Linked DNA regions of Homo sapiens: region 2 is linked to region 1. A link is a loop called in an ENCODE intact Hi-C map of the cell type or tissue named here. Cell type or tissue: dorsolateral prefrontal cortex. All regions are shown on one strand. Links, peaks and the distances in the headings refer to the core of each region. The heading gives the core; the rest is flanking DNA. Region 1 overlaps DSCAM (DS cell adhesion molecule). Region 2 holds the start of DSCAM-AS1 (DSCAM antisense RNA 1).

Evidence for each region. A loop is a pair of places that touch in the nucleus more often than their neighbours do. Peaks named below come from ENCODE experiments on the same cell type or tissue, not always from the same donor. Only the 100,000 strongest peaks of a DNase experiment are listed, where the experiment ranks them.
Region 2: a loop joins it to region 1, with 7 times the contacts of the local background. A loop is called at or near these places in 65 of 110 quality-filtered maps.

The regions. Positions count from the first base shown.
Region 1 is chr21:40,138,810-40,147,381 of GRCh38, forward strand. DSCAM (DS cell adhesion molecule) reads right to left here. Exons shown (of 33, transcript NM_001389.5): 17 at 5,682-5,922; 18 at 3,749-3,895. Among named protein-coding and RNA genes, the nearest start is that of MIR4760, 69 kb to the right of the region's middle. In dorsolateral prefrontal cortex, for the core only: CTCF peaks have their summits at 5,205 (motif pointing right) and 5,405; a DNase peak (open chromatin) is centred at 5,202.
Region 2 is chr21:40,378,884-40,387,455 of GRCh38, forward strand. The region is part of intron 3 of DSCAM (DS cell adhesion molecule); the gene reads right to left. It overlaps DSCAM-AS1 (DSCAM antisense RNA 1), which reads left to right and starts at 4,200. Exons shown (of 2, transcript NR_038900.1): 1 at 4,200-4,572; 2 at 5,696-6,475. In dorsolateral prefrontal cortex, for the core only: CTCF peaks have their summits at 7,635 (motif pointing left) and 7,836; a DNase peak (open chromatin) is centred at 7,608; H3K4me3 peaks cover 673 bases; H3K27ac peaks cover 751 bases.

The DNA of each region.
Region 1 (8,572 bases), core at 386-8,385:
GTGTGTACGTGTGGTGTGGTGTGTGGTGTATGTGGGGTGTATGTGTGGTGTGTGTGCATGTATATGTGGGGTGTGTGTGGTGTGTAAGTGTGGTGTGTGTGGTGTGTATGTGTGGTGTGGTACATGGTGTATATGGGGTGTGTGTGGTGTGGTGTGTGGTGTATGTGAGATGTGCCTGGGGTTATGGTGTGTGGTGTATGTGTGGTGTGTGTGTAGTGTGTGTGTAGTGTGTGTTGTGTGTGTGTGTATGTATGTGTGGTGTGTGTATGCATGAGTATGTGGGATGTGTGGTGTGGTGTGTGGTGTGTGTATGTGTGGTGTGTACATGTGGTGTGGTACATGGTGTATGTGGGGTGTGTGTGGTGTGGTATGTGGACCCTGAAAACCTGAGACAGGTCTCAGTTAATTTAGAAAGTTTATTTTGCGAAGGTTGAGGACGTACCCACAACACAGCTTCAGGAGGTCCTGACAACACGTGCCCAGGGTGGTCGGGGCACAGTTTGGTTTTATACATTTTAGGGAGACGTGAGACATCAATCAATATAGGTAAGAAGTATATTGGTTCGGTCTGGAAGGCAGGACAACCTGAAGCAAAGGCAAGAAGACAGGAAGCGGGGAGGGGACTTACAGGTCACAGGTAGGTGAGAGGGGAAGGGTTGCGTTCTTCTGAGTTTCTGATCAGCCTTTCCAAAGGAGGCCATCAAATATGCATCTATCTCAGTGAGCAGAGGGGTGACTTTGAATAGAATGGGAGGCAGGTTGGCCCTGAGCAGTTTCCAGCTTGACTTTTCCTTAGTGATTTTGGGGGCCAAAAAGATATTTTCCTTTCATAGGTGTATGTGGTGTTTGTGTACGTGTGGTGTGGTATGTGGTGTATATGGAGTGTGTGTCATGTGGTGGGTGATGTACATGCAGTTTGTGTATGTGTATGAGGGGTGTGTGTCATGTGGCGTGTGGTATATGAGGGATGTGTGTGTGGTGTGATATGTGGTGTATGTGTGGTGTGTGTGTGTGGTATGCGTGGTGTGGTATGTGTGGTGTATGTGGGGTGTGTGTATGTGTGTTGTGTGTGCATGTGGGGTGTGTGAGGTGTGGTGTGTGTGGTGAGTGTGGGATATGTGTGGGTGTGGTGTGGTATGTGATGTTTGTGAGGTGTGTGTGTGGTATGTGTGGTGTGTGGTGTATGTGGGGTGCATGTATGTGTGGTGTGTGCGCACGTGTATGTGGTGTCGGTCAGCAGTCACTTCCTGCTCAGTGTCTGTGGGAATCCAGCCAGTCCCGGAGGCTGCAGTCTGGGGAGTTTGTGCAAAAGTGTCCAGTAGCCCCGTGAACTGACCTGCCTCATAAACGAAATCTCTCAGGTAGCAGGAAGAGTGACCATTCGCAGGCAGGTTCATGTTTCTGAAGGTTTCTTGCTTATCTTTCGGAAATGAAGTGCAGACTTCTACATCGCACATTTATCTCATCACTTTGATTTTAATCCCATGAGTGAAAGTATCTTTAAAAAGCTGCATGCACACTCCCAAGCATTTCTTTGTTTAAAGAATTATGTTTTTGAATATTCAAGTTTTCAAAGCTTTAAAGGTATGAAGCCACATCTTTCATTTTAGAATGAAGATACCAGCAGGCAATGCTAGCAAATGTGAGTGAGCTTAGAAAATATGGGTGATGTGGATGAAGTCACCACTGGATTCTGAAATATTTCCAATAAGAACAGAAAAGACATCTTAGCATAACACTGCCTTTCAAAGAACATTAAGGGTATTTAATTTCATCCACTCAATATAAGGAGTAGAAATCAGAAGAAACATATGTAATGATATCCTATGGTATTTTGTCCATAAAAATAGATGACTTTTGCAAATTTTCATTGCTCTTTACTCTGGGGTGTTTTAAAACTTGTGTTTAGGTGGGAGGGGTGAAGGTGTTACAGAATCATCTACTTAAATCTGCCCTTCTGTGGGGCTGTCCCTTCTTGGGTCTGTGGTTCTGTATTCATTAGCATCTCCCTCGGTCACTGGTCTGGAACCTCCACAGGGACAGACACAGCAACCTTGGTGTTTCCCATGAGCTCAGTGTCGAGTGGGTGTTTGGCAAATGTGTCTACTGCAGGACCAAGGAGGGCGGGGGGGGGTCCTTCTAGATTGCCTCCCATGGCTGGTAGTGCTCCAGGTACTACATGTGGCAACAAAGGCATGAGGTCTGCTCTCAGTCCTGAGAAACACATGTTAGGGACACAGTTAGGGACATGCAGAGCTAAGGCTCAAAGGCCTATGCTCGCTGAGCCAGTAATGCTTGTGCTGCTCATGTGTCTTCTTGCCTTTACTGTTGCACCAACCGTGGAGGCTGCTGCCACCTGTGGAGCCCTATGTTTACCTGCATGGGGACAGGGGTCTGCCTGGTAGAACAGATCCAGGTGGTCCTGAGCAGGGAAGGGATAGGTCCTTGACCGCATTTGCCCAAAATTAGAGGTGAGCACTCATCAGGGATCACACCCAGTCAGAGGGGTTGAAAGAAGCCCCAGGCTGGGCGTGGTGGGTCACGCCTGTAATCCCAGCACTTTGGGAGGCCAAGGTGGGCAGATCACTTGAGGCCAGGAGTTCAAGACCAGCCTGGCCAAGCTGGCGAAACCCCATCTCTACTAAAAATACTGAAAATTAGCCAGGTGTGGTGGTGCACGCCTGCAATCCTAGCTACTTGGGAGGCTGAGGCAGGAGAATTGCTTGGGCCCGGGGAGGTGGAGAGTTGCAGTGAGCTGAGATCGTGCCACTGCACTCCAGCCTGGGTGACAGAGGGAGACCCTGTCTCAAAAAAAGAAAAGAAACCCCAAACAAGAGGGAAGGTACTGTCCAGTGACGGGGGGTGCAGGAGGGGGCTGGAAATGGAGGGCAGGGGAGGAGGCAGGTGTGGGCCCCCCAGGCTTGGGACAGAGACAGTGAGCAGGCTTCCAGAGGCCTTTCCTGCTGGGGGCTGCAGCCTCGCTCTGCCCCAGCACACTCACGCAGCCCGGCCCAGCCTGGTGGGCACCACTCGCAGCCTGAGGGCGAAGACACTGAGGTGTTGCTGCAAGAAACTTGTGGCCCCAATCTTATGTCCACTTGAGAAAGTCGTTTATTCAAAGCCTTGCCCTAAACAAACAGGAACATTTTGCCCTACCACTTGAAATACACACACACACACACACACACACGATAAAGAACAAGGAAAAGAGAGAGGAGGAGAAGGGGAAGGAAGAGGAGAAAGAGAAACAGGAGACAAAACGGGAGGGCCCTGAACTTCCTGGCCCCCTCCTGAGTGCCCCCCTCCATGTGCCTGGGCACTCTTCCCACACCCACTTACAGCACAACTACAGGAAATTTAACGTTTCCCCGCGGAGTTCTATTTGGGAAGTAGGAAGAGGCCAACATTTTAGAATACATATCACACAGAATGTTCTAGATAGAGATGGAGGTTTTGGTGCTGCCTGCAGAGCCTTGACATAGACATAATTAGGAAAATACATCCATGTTGAAATTTCCCAAGTGCCGCCCCCGCCTAGGCTTCAACTTGGGTTTCGAAGGTGTGTGATGTTTTAAACAAAGAGACCTGTTCAAATGTCAGATGAGGGATGACAGAAAAGGGGAAAGTGTCTATTGATAAAGAGGTGCCCGCCATATCCTGAGCCCCTTGTTAGGAACTAGGAGGGGTCTGCAAATTCCATCATGCATTCTCTGGAGGCAAACCCAAAGTCCTAGTTTAGTCCTCTTACCTCCGTCCATGAGGTTGGCCCAGTAAATGACTCTGAACCCCTGGAGAATTCCATTCAAGGCTTCCTTGGAAAGTGTGGACCAGGATATTGATATGCTTTCTGGTGATGTTGCTATGGCTTGGACATTTTCGGGGGGGTAACTGGGCACTGAAATCAAATAATTAGAATCTGTAATAACTGTGGGTGGTTTATGAGCAAAGCAATAACCGAAAAAGCAACGTATTTTAATATTTCAATATGCAAGCAAAAAATTGCACTCAACCCCAAAATGAAAGAAAAAATAACAAAGATCACTTCCCTGGAAAAATCTTATGATAACTCAGTGCTCAGTAAAATATCATGAGTCAATGCATATATTCTAATGGATTCCATAGTCTCTCTTTCCAACTTAGTTTCTTTACTTTTAGGACAGTTGTTGGGACTTGAGTCGTGTACCCTTCTTAATTTTATTGCCTGAGTAGAAAATCATTGTTTGTCTGATTTATTTTCCCCTTACTCTTGGAAGTTACTTCTTTAAGTTGCATTTACTTTATAGAGTACGGTACCTCTGTATTTAGTAATATCTGGCATATAAATTGGAAGCTGAACCATTGTAAAGTGCTAAAAAGTAGAAACATAATCATAGATTTCTCCTGTCTCATCCTCATCCCTTTCTCTAGAGGGAAGAGAGACCATAGACAGGTCAGAAGAATATTGAAAATATTTTTAGTACTGAGCTTTTGTAAACCTTAAATGTTGGCGCTGGGGCGGTGCAAAATACTGGCTGAGACACGCATCTTAATGAAAAATGAGCATTGAAGCAAAAACAAAGGCATATTTAACGACTATTGCAATTATGAAGATAGACAATTCCAGTGTTCAGGCTGCAAGTCATTGAAGACTCCTCTCCTCGCAAAAATTGTCAGATATTACAGGTGCAAGTCCTATCTGCCTCCGCAAACCTGTGATCAAGGGCCGGGCGCGGTGGCTCACGCCTCTAATCCCAGCACTTTTGGAGGCCGAGGCGGGCAGATCACGAGGTCAGGAGATCGAGACCATCCTGGCTAACACGGTGAAAACCCGTCTCTACTAATAATACAAAAAATTAGCCAGGCGTGGTGGCGGGTGCCTGCAGTCCCAGCTACTCGGGAGGCTGAGGCAGGAGAATGGCGTGAACCCGGGAGGCGGAGCTTGCAGCGAGCCAAGATCGCGCCACTGCACTCCAGCCTGGGAGAGAGAGCCGGACTCCGTCTCAAAAAAAAATCTATGATCAAATGACTAACTGCACAAGAGGTAAATGTAGTGCCAGCTTCCTGCCTTCAAAGCTACCACTTATTGCTACAAATAACCCCATATCTTAACTTCCTGCCTAAAACACTGTGCCTCTGGATACCAGGGTTCTCTATTTTCAAGCACTACTGGAAATTTGAGCTTCTGGGTTATTCTCAGTGACATGGTGGAAGGGCTAATTAATTTATCTCGGCCGCTAGGGGGCGATCGATCACTGTGCAATCTGAAAATTCCTTTTCTCTGTACTCAGAATGCTTGAAAATAGGAAACAATGAAAAATAAAATAAATTTTAAAAAACCTTCTTAACATTTGGGAGAAAGTTTTTTAGCAAATAGCATTTCTGCATTCTCGTGAGACTTCTGCAGTAATAGAGAGAGCCTTGTTTTCACTCCAGAAAAGCCCAATTCTTGTACCTGAAATGAATGAGGAAGAGTCTGAAAAGGGAGGGACTTGCTGGCTTTGCAGTCCAGCCCTGCCCCAGGGCGGGCAGATCAGCGGGGTGGGCGAGGTCACGAGGGAAGGCTTTTCCACCCGAGACCCCAGGCCCTGCAGGTCACTGCAAAGTCGTGGGGCGGGGGAGTGCGAGGTTGGGGGAGCCCCGGGGCAGACCCGAGGGAACCTTTGCGGAGGGAAAAGCCACGACCAGGCCCCGGCCGAACCTACCATCCTCGAGAGTGGTGGTGATGATTTCCTGAGAAGAAGGCCCCGTGCCGGCCCGGTTACAGGCCTGCACCACCAGGCCGTACTGAGTGAACTTATTCAGGTTGTCCAGGGTGTAAACCTCACTGTCCCCGCTGGTGTCGACACTGATAATGTTGAATTGGAAGTTACCCCCAGTGCTGTACTCTCGGTAACCTATTTGGTAGCCACGGATAATCCCATTTTGCAAATGTTTCTTGGGAGCCTAAACAGGAGAGAAAAGAACACACTAAAGAAGTCTTGAGGTAGGACAAGAGCGAAATCAACGCCCACACCCACGTAGGAAAGCAGAAATAAAGTGGAGTCATCGCCACGATGCTGGGGCGGTGGTCCGGTAGCAGCCGCAAACCCACGTACAGTGCAACTTGGTCTGTGCCAGGCACCCTTCCTTTACCTGTGAATGCATCCGGCCCTCCCAGCCCCTCTGAGCCACTGGACCGTCAATGGACACAGGAGGTCACCTGAGTATGCATGGCAGGAGCGGAATCTGAACATGGGTGTTGGGCCCCAGAGCCTGCGCTCTCATTCTGTCCTTCATGATGTACTGGTTGACTTGTCTAACTGGCGAGAAAGTGTCAAAATACAGATCATGTTTGTGGCGTCTCCAGGTACGCTTACGACCGGGTGAGACTGACCCTCAGGCCTGCACCCAGCAAGAACTCTCGGGCTCGCTGCTGTGTGCCAGGCCTTGTTCCAGGCACCAGGGAATAGAATTGAGTTTGGAAATGTAAGAAGACAAAAGAAAAGACCCCCGTCCTCATGGAGCTTACATTCTAAGGAAATATCCCAGAATCACAGTGTTTCCAGGTTGAAAACTGGCATGGGAAGGTGAGTGCACACCCAATAGGAAGGTAATCTCTTTCATGAAGCCCCGAATCATTCTGGAATGATTTGGGGGTGATTAAATGTGGGGCAAGAGAGAGGCTGGTGCTAACTCCACCCTGCTGATGTGAAGATGGTCCACCAGGTCAAAGTAGGATTTAGGCTGATGCGTAGGACTCATTTAGAAACCAGAGCCTTTTCAAGGATGGTATAAGGCTGGGCGCGGTGGCTCACACCTGTAATCCCACCACTTTGGGAGGCTGAGGTGGGCGGATCACTTGAGGTCAGGAGTTCAAGAACAGCCTGGCCAACATGGTGAAACCCCGTCTCTGCTAAAAATACAAAAATTAGCCAGGCATGGTGGTGGGTGTCTGTAGTCCCAGCTACCTGGGAGGCTAAAATGGGAGAATCACTTGAACCCGGGAGGCGGAGGTTGCAGTGAGCTGAGATTGCCCCACTGCACTCCAGCCTGGGTGACAGAACAAGACTCAGTCTCAAAAAGTAAAAAAAGATATGCGAATGCCACCAAGATGAGGCTCTAGGGAATAAAGGTTTTGTAGACTTTCAGGCAGTCAACAGATATGTGTGTTTATGTGTATGCGTGTATGTATACATACACACATACATGTGTATGTATGTATACATGTACATATGTATGTATATACATATACACGTACACACATACATTTAAGTACAAACTATGGATCTGGATCTCTCAAGCCTCTGAAAGCTTTCTCCGTCCTGAAAGTGTTTATAATCGACCTGCAGAGAGGAAATAAGCACTTAAGAACCTGTAGAGAACTATGAAGTGTGGAAATGCATGGTAAGAAAGTGAAGGCCAGCAGGCATCTAGAAAGTGTGAGTATGGGTGGTCTGAAGTGGTGGGAAGACTCAGAGCCCAGGTGGGCTTGACGGAGGGGGGGAGGTGGCGGGGCACGGCTCAGAGAAGTAGAAGGAGGATGGGGTGAGTGGAGCCTGCAAAGGGTGCACACCTGCCCAGCGGTAAGTCAGGAGGGAACGGACAGAGTGGAGCAAGACCTTGAAAACCTGCCAAATGTGACCGGGGGAGGGCAGACAATGAGAAGTCAGAAGAAGGTTTCGAGCTGATGAACAGCATTGATGGATTCAGCAAACACTTATGGATTGCCTAATAATAACTTCCCAGGGGATTCCATGCCTCAGCCTGTCATTAGTAGTAAGTCTGACTTATCCAAGAGCAGTAAAATCATTTTTGTTTTTCACAGCAAGTTTCTCCATTTATGGTTTTCTTGGACTCCACTTGCTTTTCCCAACAGCCAATCTAATTTAGTATATTCATGGTGCCAGCAGGTGTCAGTGAAACAGTCGCGTAAACCATTTATTTATTTGTATCTGTTGGCTCGGAGTTAGACCCTGGTGGAAGAGCTCATACCTTTTTTATTATAAACAAATGTCTATGCTCCTCTGAATCCACAGATGTGCTGGCTTTTGCATTGATGAGCTATGGCTTTTCTCACTGTTTAGAAATAGATTTCAAGATTCTATGTTTTGAAAATTCAATTACTCTATGTGAAAATTGTTTTGCTGCAACCACTGAATTACATTTATGTGACCTAATTAATTAATCAAATGAATTTCCCTGTAAACGTCACCTATAAGTCAAATTTACCAACAAAGAGATTTCCCCTATTTTACCTAGTGTTTTAATGTTAGATATAGTGACCCAAATAAAATAATATTATTTTTTAAATGAGATTTACATCCATTAAATATTCTAATTGTTCAACTGGCTCCCGGTGAGGCTTTAAGCCTCCCTAAGACAGCAAGTTGGATTCACAGTATGGGGGCTGTGGAGTCAGGTCAAGAAGAGTAGACAGTAAAGTCAAATGCCTGTGAGAAAGTGTTTTCATAGAGCCACCAATTTAGCTAAATCCTCCACAAGAATGAAGGGACCTGCTTGCTGACATGTAGTTCCTCCAGTTTGGGGGGATTAATCCTGCCTGTGATCTGTTTGTACAGGTAGAAAGGAGAAATCTTCCCTTGTTTCCTCTCCA
Region 2 (8,572 bases), core at 212-8,211, 240 kb after region 1:
CGCCCGGCCAACAATGAAAACTTATACATAAACCTGAATGCCAATCAAGGGATAAATAAGTAAATAAATTAGGGTACATCTATACTCTGCAGTTACATAAAAGACAGTAAGGTATATGTACACATACCCTGCAGAAAAATCTCCACTACATAGTCTAAAGTGGTTACATAACAATCTGTAATGTTATGTACCAAAGGCAGTGGTATATGAATAAATTTGTGTATGCAAATGAACAGAGAGGCCTGGATCAGCAGATATCTGCCCAAATGTTAACTGTGGTTGCCTCTGAAATCATGAGTGGATTAGAGGAAGGGGAGGAGAAATTATGTTTCATTTCCCACTGTCACGTATTTGAGTATCTTAAAAGAAGACTCTATTAATGTGCTTCTTGGGTAGTTAAAATGTATTTTGGAAAAAGATGTCAGTGGGTGGTGAGCATATGGACACAGTAGACGTAAACCAAACCCATGTAACACACAACATAGAAGGAGATAAATTTAGGATGATGTTGCTGTCGGGAGTAGATGCGTCAAAGAGGGCTTTTATTATGCTTGCTTTTCAAGCTGGTCGCTACCTGGACTTGCCTAAAAGCAGAAGGGGAGACTTTCAATATTCACCCTGGTCTTTGTATTCCCTCCCCTCCAAATACCTCACACAAAAGTTGAATCTGCCATGTAGCTGATCTCTGTCTCTTCCTGAACTTCTGTGATAATTCCCCATTTCACACATAATTGCATCAGTCCAGTTGATTTGGGTGTCAGAGCTGCCTCCTCAAAATGGCAGTTGCCTCTCTGAAGACAAAGGGATCCTCTTGTTTGCCCCACTTACCTGCTGCCCCCAAAGGTTTGCACAGTGCTAAATTAAGTGACTGTTTAGAAGATATACATACTTCGAGTTTTTTTCTAAAAATAGGATCAGTAAAATAAGGGATCATATTGAGGGGGCAGAGCTCTCACCATATCATTTTATTTAACCTTCTTTGGAGCCTATTATGTTTATGAGAGTATCATCAAGATATCCAAGAAATAATGAAGCCCCAGCGTGGATCTTGAGCCGCCTGGAAGAAATCATTTGGCTAGAAATAACACCATCACATGGGGCATGAGGAATAAGCTTACAATTCTGCTGGATCCAGTATGTAAGGAGAGATTTGGTGTACATATTTTAAATTCTCTCAAAGCAATTTCACTAAGACATTTCTTTTATGTAAATAAAATTCTCTCAGTGAAATTCTCCTGCAGTTAAATGAGGCTCAATTATACACTACTAATTTAAGCCTGCATACTGCATTCCAACTGTATACCTAATTACCCTATTTAGTTTGTTAATGATCAGATCTTTGTGCAGATATTCAAGTCTGTCACTAATCTTTGCTCTAGTTAGATTTCTAGTTGTTTAAAATAATGAATCCTTAGAAAGAATATAATTGTATAATTCCTTTACTTTTAAATGAATCACTTCAAGAATTTTTTATTAAAGAACCAAAGAAGCTCGTAAAACTTATAAATTGTATTTATTTATTTATACGATGAACAAGATGGTTTTGGCCACTGACATTTGAAAGCAAATATTTCAGTTGGGAACACAGACAAAAAGAGTACATTGACAAAGAAAATAAATCCACTCTCATAAATGCATTTACATGAATTGAGAAACAGAAGTTGACTCTAGTAAAGAGAAGAGCTGTTTAGATGGTGGGGGTTTGGAGTGGGGTGTGTATGTAAGGATTTCTGAGGACGTGCACTTCAGCAGAGCCACAGAAGGTAGGAAGATAAGAAGGGATTATTCATGGATAAGTAGAGCTAAGAACAAGGTTAAAGGAAAAGTATGTTTGAGGCGGGAAAAACTGTGGCATATCCAAGGAACTGACACAGGATATGGTTTGAAAATAGAACTGAGGCCGGGCGCGGTGGCTCGCGCCTGTAATCCCAGCACTTTGGGAGGCCGAGGCGGGCGGATCACAAGGTCAGGAGATCGAGACCATCCTGGCTAACACGGTGAAACCCCGTCTCTACTAAAAATGCAAAAAATTAGCCGGGCGTGGTGGCGGGCGCCTGTAGTCCCAGCTGCTCGGGAGGCTGAGGCAGGAGAATGGCGGGAACCCGGGAGGCGGAGCCTGCAGTGAGCCGAGATCGTGCCACTGCACTCCAGCCTGGGCGACAGAGCGAGACTCCGTCTCAAAAAAAAAAAAAAAAAAAAAAGAAAATAGAACTGATAGGACATAGAACTCGCCTGAATGCCAGGATGAGGCAAAGGCGATGAGGACCAAGGTGGCTGCTAGGTCTTGGTGAAGAGCCCTGAACAGGTGAAGAGTCCTCCTGCCAGGAATAAGAACCACGGGGTGTGGCACTGGCTGTCCATGGCTGACTTATTTTGGACTTTGGGGAATTGAAAGTAGCCCTTTATAGAGATATGGAAAGGGGAAGGAAGAGAATGCTATTGGATGTGCTCGTTGTATCAGGCGGACTCATGTTTAGAAGAGGTACATCAGCATTATTTACTGTCCCACAAGATTTCTGCATTTTGGGGCTGGAAGGGAATGTGTATTTCAGGTTGACTGTCTGTTCCAGTTGTGGGTGCACAATACAGTGCTGATTAAAAAGCAACACATACAAAAAGGAAAAAATAAGTGAAGGAAGGTCAGAGCACGGCACTTCAACCCACAGTGACTATGCTTACCTGGTCTGTGTTAGCAACCCAAAAGGAATTTAAGACACTGGGCTTATTGGCAAAACACATTGAAAATTAACTGTAAAGTTTGTCTACCTGATACAGATGGCATAGGATTATGGGAAAGAATCTGGAAAAATAGGAACCACCATAAAGAATGAAACTAACACTATGTTGTGGCCACTTAATATTATGGGATAATGGTTTTTCACACTTTGGGTTCACCTACTAATAGGTTGTGAAATCAGTTTCATGGATTGCAGCTTTACTTTTTAAAAAAATGAAATAAAAGAGCATAGAATGTATCAGTGTGTATCAAATAGTGGTGATAAATATTCTGCAGCTTGTTTCAGTACACCTGTGCATACATAAAGTTATGTGTGTGTTTGTATATTTATGTGTGTATTTATGTGTATGCATTACTGAGTTCTAAGATAAAATGTCTTTATTCTATGTATCTCTTACTGTGAGTCAGAGCAAAAAATGTTTGAAGAGCCTTTTTCAACATCTTAGTGATGGAATTGTTACTTTTCTGACTAGGCTTCCGTTTCAAAGCAAGGCTAATCGTCTTTTAGCATCAGCTGGTATACCTTGGATTCTTAAAGTTCTCTCTTTAAATATTTCTGCATTTTAAATTAAAGATTCCTGCTTTAGCAAGTCCCCTAGTTCTTATTCCTGGTAGGGGGACTCTTCACCTGTTCAGGGCTCCTCACCAAGACCTAGCAGCCGCCTTGGTCCTCATCTCCTTTGCCTCATCCTGACATTCAGGCCAATTCTATGTCCTATCAGTTCTATTTTCAAAGTATATCTTGTATCATTTCCTTGGACATGACACATTTTTTCCCACCTCAAACACATGCTTTGAGACCAGCAAGTCTATAAGGCCATAGGCTTGGTTGCATTTATAATGGGAATAGCAGAGAAAGCAGTTTATTTTTTTAAAACTGCAACATCATTTGAAGGTCTTGGATTACATTTGTTTCCCAATGACACGTGATGATGTCAAAGGAAACTATAATGAGTTTACTGAGCTATCCATACAAATGTACATGCAAATATGTATACTTACAAGAACACGCAAGGGTAGAAACCATGTCAGATGCGGTCCCTCGTGTCACTCCCACTCCACTGCCTTTTGGTTTCAAATAGTCTGACCCCATGAGAATCTTTGAGACTGTCTTTCATGTCACAGAGCCTTGCACTGTGAGAGTAACTCAATTCCCTAAATGACTTCCCCAGATCTAGCTTATCACAAACTCCATTGCCTTGCAATAACCTTTGTAACAAAATGGTATTAATAAAATCATGTAGCAACTGCCCATCATATGCAGACCTAGTAATGGAATCCAAGTTACCTAAAAGGCTAATTCCTAATGAGAAGGAAAGGAAACATACCATAAAGTAAAAGTGCAAACAATTGCAAAACAGAGGCAAACAGTGTCAGTTGGATATACGTAAGCGCTGATGTAAAGAGAGATTGGAAATGATATATCTGGCTGGGCAGGTCACTCATGCCTGTAATCCCAGCACTTTGGGAGGCTGAGGCAGGCAGATCACCTAAGGCCAGGAATTCGACACCAGCCTGGCCAACGTGGCAAAACCCGTCTCTACTAAAAATACAAAAATTAGCCGGGCGTGGTGGTGTGCGCCTGGAATCCCAGCTACCCAGGAGGCTGAGGCAGGAGAAATGCTGGAACCCGGGAGGCAGAGGCTGCAGTGAGCTGAGATCATGCCACTACTGCACTCCAGCCTGGGTGACACAGCAAGACTCCCTCTAAAAAAAGAAAAAAAGAAAAGAAAAGAAAAGAAAATGATATATCCATGATGAATTAAAATGGAGTGGAACCCACTGATGGTATGCAGCTGATAAGACGCTATAGAGAAATGATATCCGGACACATGGTGAGACTTTTTCTCCTCTGTAAATCTCAATTCTTGTGATTCTTTCAAAGGGAAAGCCACAGAAGGTACCAGTTATCCACTCACTGACTTAGGTGCCTCCACTAGAATTCTCAGCACGTTTTTGCAGAAGTAAGTTATCTTCACTATTGCTCTAACACTTCTTAGTCTCCTTTTTCTTTCTTTTCTTTTTTTTTAGACAAAGGAAAAGTAAACCGCTGGTTTAGAGTCTTTGGAAGGCAATTGTATCTGACTAGAATTTAATATTATTGTTTTTCTTTCATTGTATTGCATTTATCTGTATGGCTAGTTAAACTGATTTTCCATTTAAAAGTAGTAATGCATTTTTTTATAATTACATTGTTTTAAGTAAACAAGAATTATTCAAAGGACAAAAACACTAGCACAGATGGCATTCAATGATTGCAGATATCATAAAGATAGTTCATGAATGACAAAGATTTGAGAAGTACTGTGTTCACGATGCTTCCTGGAAGAGGTGGGTTATACAGTGTTTCTTAGAGAAAGGGATAGGGGTCTACTGCTAGGAGGGAAAGATGAAGCTACTTAGGGGGACTAGGAAACACGCAGTTGGCCTGCCCTCTGCTTGGAGATCACAGCCAAGGAAACACAGGAGAGGCACCCCCTGGAGGAGCTCCGTGGGCTGCAGGGCTGACGTGGCCCAGGTAAGTGGGAGTTCAGGGAGGCCCACAGGTTGGTGCTAGGATAGTGGCAGATGATTTTCATTGTCAGACTGTGAGACAAAAGGTAGACATAAGGGAGGCAGAGGTGAAATCGGGATGGTTAAAACAGAGAATGCTGAGAGCAGAGCAAGGCAGTTGCTAAAGCTGTTACTAAAACTGGACAGCAGAAGGCCTGGCGTGGTGGCTCACAGCTGTAATCCCAGCACTTTGGGAGGCCTAGGTGGGTGGATCATCAGAGGTCAGGAGTTAGAGACTAGCCTGACCAACATGGTGAAACCCCATCTCTACTAAAAATACAAAGTTAGCCAGGCATGGTGGCCCATGCCTGTAATCCCAGCTACTCGGGAGGCTGAGGCAGGAGAATTGCTTGAATTTGGGAGGTGGAGGTTGCGGTGAGCTGAGATCGCACCATTGCTCTCCAGCCTGGGCAACAAGAGCGAAACCCCATCTCAAAACCACAACAACAACAACAGGACAACAGAGATGGACGACGGATCGGGAAAGCCAACCAGACAGCGTGAGGCCAGGACGGAAAGAGGCACAGGGAGCTCTGCTCAGTGTCGCTACAGGGGATCTCTCAGGCTCACAACGGGCCACTCCTCTAGGGAAGTTCTGGTCTCATCATGATCCTTGTTTGGTCTCACTCCCCATGTCCTTCTCTGTCCCTCCTCCAACTGCCATTTATTTATTTAACTGAAAAAGTACCAATCACCCACATAGGCATGACATACTCATCCATGTACCCATTTCTTAAAATTGATCATTGTTAACATTTGGTGTAATTTGCTTTATTTATTTTTAATGAAATAAATAAAACTTTACAGAAAATGCTTTATTTTTCTCTTTGTTCCCTCCCCATCCTATATTTTTCTCCTAAAAAACCCTATTATCAGAAATATTAGTGTGTATTCCCAGTTTCGACTTTTTATTTTATTACACACACACTCCCACACATAGCTGTGACAATGAACTTCACATAGTATGGTTCTGTATTTTCTCTTTGTTTTTCAAACTTACATAAGTATTTTACTATTTCTCATGGAAAAACTCACTTTTCCCATCCAACGTTATGTTTCCTTAAGATCTCTCTATGTTGATATAAAGAAATCTAGCTCATTCTTTTTAATGAAAATAAAGTATATTTTATGAATGTAACTCATGCTAACCATGGCAATAAAAGCTCCATCAAGCATGCATTTAGTTCTGTATTTTGTTCAATGCTGTATTCCCAGTCCCTAGAACACATACAGAGTAGTGGTTCATTAAATGTTTGTCAAATGAATGAATCAATGAATCCACTCATTTCACTGCTGACAAGCAGTAAAACTGACGTCAATTTTGCACAAACTTTTACAAGATTCCTCGGCACCCACATAAGAGACGTACTAATACGTCTACCTAGAAATATATGTATTGCATTGACAGAATTTGTGTTTTTGGTTTTGTGGGATTCTCTGAAATGCTATGTGACTTCTTAAGGGCTTGGCACATGCTGTAGGCTGTTAATGTGGCTGAGGGGTTTGGCTCTCACATGACCACTGCAGACAGGCTGTGTGCCACCTGCTCACTTTGTAAGCTTCTCGTCCCCCTCTGACAGCTCTTTGCAATGCTTTGTCTTTTCTTCAAAACTTTATATATATTTTTTTAAGAAGAAAAATCTGATAAGCCTTTGTCAGAAAAAAGTGGGTGAATTCTTCCAAGTAATAAAATAATGCAAAGTATAAAATAAAGAGGATAAACCGATTCACAGCTAGGAATACAAGGTATCTTTGGCCAATGGGATTTTGCCTTCGTGCTTTCAAGCACAGTCACTTTCTGTGCAAGGTTGTAAGTGTTCACCATGAGCTTTAGGTGGATCTAGCCCTGTAACAACAAATCACTAGTACCGCTGGATCAAGATTAGTGTACATTTGTGTTTAAGCAATATCATGGTCCATTAATTACGTGCACTGCAATTTAATGGCCTTGCAGATCTTAACACTGTGCTTTTATTTCATTTTTGCCTAGGCCCGCCTCACCGCTAAATATAAATGGAATGAAGCACTTGAAAACAAAAAGTATAAAAATGTGTATATTTTTCATTGCAAAGCAATTCTTAATGGATTTTGTAAACTTTGCAAAATTAAAAGGAAAATACTGTCAGGACACTAAGCTTCTTCCCAGGTTTTCAGATTCCGAAGCTTTAGTTGAGGGCAGTTGAAGAACCTACAAGGCTGTTCCGGAGACCTTTGTGAATGTGAATGAACGCCCTTTGCTTCAAAGGCACCTGCCTGGTGCTGAGGAATCGGCCTTGGAGCCGCCGCCCACGCCGGGCCGCTGCGGGAGAACACTCGGTGCCCCCTGCTGGTCAGACCGAGGCCCCGCAGCGTGGCACAGAGAGCTCCACGGCACGCGTGGTGTGGGAACTGCAGGCTGAAAAACGCTCCCAGAAATGAAATAGTGAGTGCCCGTGGATCTGGCACCACCTTAACACTTCCTCGTTAATAACACATGATTTTTGCTTTATTAACCTATAAGCACTTCCTATGTTTACACTTCTTGGGTTTTGATAGAAACTCGTGATCAGCAAAATTCTTTCAATGAAAATTTGTCAAATTACTTCTCCACTTAAAAGTGGAAACAGTGACGTTTTTCTTGAACTCCACGTTTATTTATATTATTTTTTAATTTCATTTTTGCTTTACAACCATCTAATGAATTTTCTTTAGATAAAATTCCCTCTAGGATTTTAAGATAAAATTCCCTCTAGGATTAAGTTTTGGTCATTTCTCTCATGAAATGTATGTCAGATTACATTATTTGGAACCTTATTTTTCCATTTTTTTTTCAGGTAGTTTAATATAGTCAGTGAATCAGCAGTGAGTTGTAGCAACTTCCATTTCTGACTATGTAAAAAACTAATTATTTTGAAAACTCTCCAGGTATAAGAAACTTAGACAAGCTGCATAAATCTAACATTGACTTAAATGAACAGCAGGTTTCTCAGGTAAGGAAAGCCCTCTGGGCTCTATAAAGGAAGAGGGGGGGTGAATACCTAACAGCAAAGATCTTGTTGATACTACCTATAATTTCCCTGTGACATTTGCACATTTAGGGGGAAAAAACATAGTTTTAACAGCAATGAGGAAATGGAAGGCTGTTAGTCCTACACAAGTCCTACACAAGAGAAGTCTGCAGAAAAGTACAACTTCACTAAAAGATTGGACCTCCAAAAAAAAAAAAACAGCCTTTGCAAATACCCTTGCCTTCCTAGCCTAAGCTTTGTGTAGGGATTATGTCTAACCATAGTACTGGCCTTG